Linked DNA regions of Homo sapiens: region 2 is linked to region 1. The links are chromatin loops, found by intact Hi-C in ENCODE. Cell type or tissue: A673. All regions are shown on one strand. Each heading gives the region's core, and the rest is flanking DNA. Links, peaks and the distances in the headings are about the cores only.

Region 1 (2,922 bases), core at 121-2,620:
TCTTCAGTTCCAAAGTATTCCCAGCTGCCGAGAGTCACAAATTCTGTCTGAAAAGCAGGGTGACCTTTTCAGAGAGGAGCCAATGTTTGGAAGCTGAAATACAGAGGAAGGGAGAAAGTTTACTGAATGTGTGCTGGAAGAGGAGAGCTCATTTAGCCAGCCCTCTTCCACTTCACTCATTCCCAACCCCACCCCTACCCACATATTCCAACTCCTCCGCCTCTCCATTCCTCCCTAACCTTACTGGACAAGTAGGACCGCCAGCTATAGGACTGCCAGCTACAGGGATGTGGTAGTCCACTCGGGCTCTTTGAAGTCTTTAAAATTCTCCCTCGGTGTCTGCTTCTTTCCTGGGGGCAGAAAGCAGCACATGGCACCTCAGATCCATGGAACACAGCCCACCACTCCTGAGAAGCAGAGTCGAGGAGCAGCCGACCTGACTTGGAAGGCAGGCTAGCTGGGTTACCCCTGCCCACTGCCAGTTACACAGATTAAACATTTTGTCTGGATATGACCAGATGTCCTCAATTCCCCAGGCTTGAACACACTTACCCTTGCTTCTCCAAATTGCTTTGCATGCCTTACCCACCCCCTCATCCCCACTATTCTTAGCTCTCAAAAAAAAAAAAAAAGATGCTGCAGTTGTCATCCATCTTCCGACTTTTTATCATAGCTTTGCATACTCTTTTCAAATATTCTTTCTCTTTCTCCCTCTTCTTTTTAGCCTCACAATTTTGCTTTTTGTAGACCAATCAAAGATTTCTATGTGTGTCTTCAAAGAAATATTACAAGACAAACCCTCTCCTGGTACAAGAGCTACAGAATTATTTGCATATATAATCTCTTCTTGTGCCTCCTGCTAGCATGGGCCTTTTCGTCTTCAATCCTCATGGTATAACAAAAGAATAAATTATGGTACTACTGATAGAACGTTAAACTGACAATCTTCTGAGGCACCGGCAGTTTAATGGAAACCAAAGAAAATTCAAGATTATACATTTTCTCATAAATGTATTTCTTTTTCCTGTCTTCTCTTTCACATACTATCAATTTTCTTGCCTTCTTATTATTCAGTTTCCTATCTGTCAAATAACAAACCCAAAGCTGCCTTCGAGCCAATCTCCTGTCAATGGAACCGTACTTGCTGATAGAGGATTAAGGTATTGGCAAATCTGTTACAAGGTGTTTAGGTTTATAATTAAAGATTTAGTTAAATTAATAAACAGCAGCAATTTCAAGAAGACTAAAAGGATTGCCTTACCTGATATTTTGCCTCCTTTCTGACTACTAAGGGAAGATGTGAAAAGTGAAAATGAAGGTGTTTATATAGTGCCATCTAGCGACAGATACCTAAAAAAGCTCTGTATCATTTATTGATTGCACAGAGAAAACAAAATCCTTCTACTGGGGTCTGCTTTGGAATCTCCAGGTTTAATTCTAGTTTTTGGGCTTTTGGGTTTTTTTGTTTAACCTTCTATGGGGATAATTCAATCCTGGGGTCTCTTTTGTTTTCACTGAAAGTTTTAAGCTTTAATCTGCTTTGTGGAGAGCCAAAAACATGAAAACTCTTTCAGTATCCAGAGGAACTGCTGCAGTGGTATTTTAACTTTGGACTTTTTCTTGCTATCCCGGTTCTGTCTGTCACACTAAAATAAAACCTTGATTCTGCGAGGTATAGGAAAATATGTTAATAAGCTAAGAAAATGGAAATGATCATGTCATCTAAACCATAATATTGCTCCCCTCTTCCAACTCTTCTCACTTGAATTTATATTTCTCAAATTTTAAATATATGGACATGAAAAAACAAAGATGTCTTCAATTATGCATATTAAAAATATACACCTATGAGAACCATAACCAAGTTTTAGAAGTTGGCCCACTGTTAGCAAAGTTCAGAATGAATAAACAACCCCTATATATATGGAAAGAAACAAAAATTTAAAAAACCATCACCAAATCAGAAACTGCTGTCTAACTTAAGTGATTCATGTTTCCCAGAATCAGCTTGTCCTTTTAAAGGCTGATCTCTAACTTGAGACTGGCTTTGCTTTGACTGTGAGATACTTCTAAGATCAGGTCTCCATTCTGATCCCACTCACCGGCTGCTCTGTTTCCAAAGTACTTCTGCCTTCCCTAGGGGGGTCTCCTCCTGTACAGGCACTGAAAGACTGATCAAATCTGCATGTGTCAATCATTGCCTACTTCCCAGCTGGTGATAGAGGTAGATTCCTACCAAATTTACTCGGAGGACTTGACTTTCTCAGGACCTCTTCCTGTTGTGCATTGTCATGATCTTGCGGCTAAACTAATAGATGTGAAAGTGAATTGAAATGTAAAACATGCTGGGCAAGTCTAAAATGCTTTGAATGATAGGAGGTAATTAAATGAATGACTTTCAAACCTCACTTGATGCCTGCTGAGATATCCTATATCTACTGATTCAAGGGCCAAATCTCTAATTTCCCAATACCACCCATCACTTGGAAGTTTCTCTTCAATACATTGATCTTCTCATGGTTGCCTGATGCTTAGTTATGAAAGGGTTTCTTTTGTCTTGATCTTTTCACCATAAAGATAGGAAAGGCTGGGCATGGTGGCTCATGCCTGTAATCCTAGCACTTTGGGAGGCCAAGGCAGGTGGATCACTCGAGGTAAGGAGTTTGAGGGCAGCCTGGCCAACATGGTGAAACCCCTGTCTCTACTAAAAATACAAAAAGTTAGCCAGATGTGGTGGTAGGCACCTATAGTCCCAGCTACTCCAGAGGCTGAGGCCTGAGAGTTGAACTCGGGAGGCGGAGGTTGCAGTGAGCTGAGATTGCGCCACTGCACTCCAGCCTGGGCGACAGAGCAAGATTTGGTCTCAAAAAAAAAAAAAAAAGAAAGAAACAAAAATAAACTTAATTTTTCAGGATGGTAGAT
Region 2 (2,922 bases), core at 161-2,660, 420 kb before region 1:
AAAAATCTGCAGATCTATAAGTTAGTTTTTGTTTGTACCAAATACTGTGCTATGTACTTTATTAAAACCATTTCTTTTAATCCTTTAACAAGCCCTAAGTAGTCACATTATCCCCATTTTACAAATAAGGAGTCTGTGAGAAAATTGCCCCAGTTCCCAGAGTGGCAGAGTTAGGATATGCATCCAAGTATGTTCAATCCCCTTACTCTTAACTGCATGCCATCCTGCTAGCCTTGTGTCCACCCCACTCTGAGATAACCACTGATGACTCCTCTCTAAACCCTTTTCTAGGTGTATGTATTTCCACTAAACTGGGGCTATATTGTATGTGTTGTTTCATAACTAGCTTTTTCTCACGTATAAACCTCTTCCTCCAGCTCCTTGTTAATGGCTGTAGAGTATTCTGTCAAGTGAAGATACCATATTTAATAACTACTCATTCTTGTATATTTTTCCAGTTTCTGCTATTATCAAATCTTCTTGCGTGCTACTAATTTTATCCTTAGGATCATAAGTAGAATTGTTTACTGAGAGATTATGCATAGTTTCTACTGTTAATATAAATTCCCCAATTTGCTTTTACCAATTTCCCACCAGTAGAATGTTGGGAAACCTGACTAACAAGTTTCCCAACATTCTACACTGACATCAAATATAACTTTAAAAAATCATTTCTAGTTAGATAAGCAAAAACATGTATGTTTTGTTTAGCATACCTTTGATCGTTAATGAGGTTGAACGTATTTTCACCTATTTATGTATCGTTTAAGTTTTCCCTTTCAGATACTTCTTGTTCAGATTCTCGGAATTCATTTATAAATTAGTCTCTTGAAGAATTCCAGCCCATTTCACAGTAAAGCTGATGTTAAGACCGAAATTTTATTTTTCATGCAGAGTTCACTCTTGGAGAGTTGCAGTAAAGGCAGTCACACTTGGAGTACCTCAGTGACGGCAGAAAGGTTTATGTTTTCCTCTTGGTGACAACATAAATCTCTGTGAGATTGCTGTAAAGGTAAGGAGGATTTTAGAATTCATTTGCACAGAGGTTCCCGGAGCTTCCAATTTGACACGACTGGCCTTGGAAGATTCGCCTGGGCAAATCACAAGGGCAGATAGTTGGCTGGTTTAGTGATTGGCTTTGAAGCAGCACCAGATGCTGTGGACACCGGGAGGCCTTTTGCTGCCCTTCAGGAAAGCAGCGGAGCAGCAGAGGAGAGCGCCATGGGAGAACATGGGCCACCCTGGGTGAGGACAGGAAACAGGCAGAGGAAGTGAAAGAATTCTTTGAGGAGCAGAGGAGAGAGAGCTGGTAGTTCATCTCACTTTCTCTGATTAATAATCCTCACCCCTTCTGCCTGCGCAGCTTGACTGTGAGCAAAATAAGAAATGTGCAGCTCATGATGTCCTGAGTCCTGCTTCCATGTGGGTGGTTGGTGATGGGGCACAGTACCTCTTGTCCAGCATTAGATCTCAGAGGACTTGGGGGAGAGCATCTTTTGGCTGGCTTATTTAGGAAAAATATTTGGCTAAAATTCACTTACAGTTTCAACTACTTTCATTTTCCTATAATACAAGTTACAGGAGAAAAAAGGTGAAAAGAAGCCTATTTAAATTGTTAATATAGGTATTTATGAGTGATTAATTTTACTCCTTTCTGTTTCTCTTTATATTCTATAATGGGCACATTTACATATGTAATAGAACTACTAATAAATTGTATATATAATTTCTCCCCCGGGTGAGAACTCATCTTGCTGCTAAGTTAGGTTCAAGAAACAAGAAATCCTGTTGTTTGTAAACATCCCTTTAAACAGAAGTGAATGCTTGTGAGTATAGGTTCTTCTGTATTGCTATATTGGCAATTTAAGCCTTAATAGAAAAGGGCAGTAGTTTGGTAGTGGTGGTAACTTAAAGCCAGGATGGAGTGTTCCAGATCCCCCAAGATTCTGTGTGGACAGTGTGACTGGCAGCATGTGGGCTTGTTAGGGACTCTGGTACCAAGGCAATCCGTGCTGAGATCTGTTATATTTGCTCCAGTCCAGTGTGGTCCTTAGCTTAGAGTATGTAGCTTAATCCTGGTGGCCGTGGATCCTAAAAATTCCATCAAAAAGGCTCTATTAGGAGAGGTTACATATAGGGAAGATTGCATAATGTAATGTCATTATTTCCTCTCATGAATGGTCCCACTGAGTGAACAGGAAGGGTGGGGCCCTTCATGAAGCTTAAAGCCAGTCCCTCCAGTGAGGTTGGTATCTGAGCAGAGAGGGCCAGAAGTGTAAGAAGTGCTTGAAGTGGGCATGAAAAAGTTCTTCAAAGCTGAAAAATGGTACCATTGTATCTTTTGTTGGCTTGAAATTTCTGGCATGTTAATTAGACTATAAAAAGGGCCTCGACAATGTCATAAGGCAAGTTCTAAAAGCCTCAGGCTTTTAAACTTGAAGTAGCACAGTGAAGGACGGACCTCATGCAGAATGTTCACAATGAATCGCAAAAAGTGACAAAAGTTGATTAATTACTTATATGAAAACTAATTTGCAGTGATGATATTAACATTCTGAAGCCAGCCGTTTCCTTCCATTTGCTTCTTGTGGTTGGGACGTATATTCCTTCTTTGTTCATTTCTTAAAGGAACCATCTTTCATTTTCCCTCTTTTTTTGGTAACCTGTTTCTTCCAAGGACTATAAATATCTGAGATTCACTGATCTAATCAAGACTTCCTCCTTGATAGAAATTCTTAGAGAATTCAGTGGCAAAAATGAGCTCTATCTTTGAATCAAAATCTAAAATTATTTTTTAAAAGAAGGATAAAAATAGAAAATAGCAAGTTATTTAACTTGGGTATGATGTTTGTGACAATTCAGAAACCACCTTTGCAAAAATAGTAACAGTAAGAAAATTATGACAGTGGAGGATATCTGATC

The links. A loop is a pair of places that touch in the nucleus more often than their neighbours do. Peaks named below come from ENCODE experiments on the same cell type or tissue, not always from the same donor. Only the 100,000 strongest peaks of a DNase experiment are listed, where the experiment ranks them.
Region 2: a loop joins it to region 1, with 9 times the contacts of the local background. A loop is called at or near these places in 2 of 110 quality-filtered maps.

Annotation. Positions count from the first base shown.
Region 1 is chr6:82,269,388-82,272,309 of GRCh38, reverse strand. It overlaps LOC105377874 (a long non-coding RNA gene), which reads right to left and starts at 872. Exons shown (of 3, transcript XR_942737.3): 1 at 553-872; 2 at 240-350; 3 at 1-93. In A673, for the core only: a CTCF peak has its summit at 1,342 (motif pointing left); DNase peaks (open chromatin) are centred at 869 and 1,309; H3K27ac peaks cover 832 bases.
Region 2 is chr6:82,686,344-82,689,265 of GRCh38, reverse strand. It overlaps LOC105377876 (a long non-coding RNA gene), which reads left to right and starts at 782. Exons shown (of 6, transcript XR_001744232.2): 1 at 782-1,012. In A673, for the core only: no CTCF peak of the experiment used is centred there; DNase peaks (open chromatin) are centred at 185, 1,255 and 2,285; H3K4me3 peaks cover 1,499 bases; H3K27ac peaks cover 2,500 bases.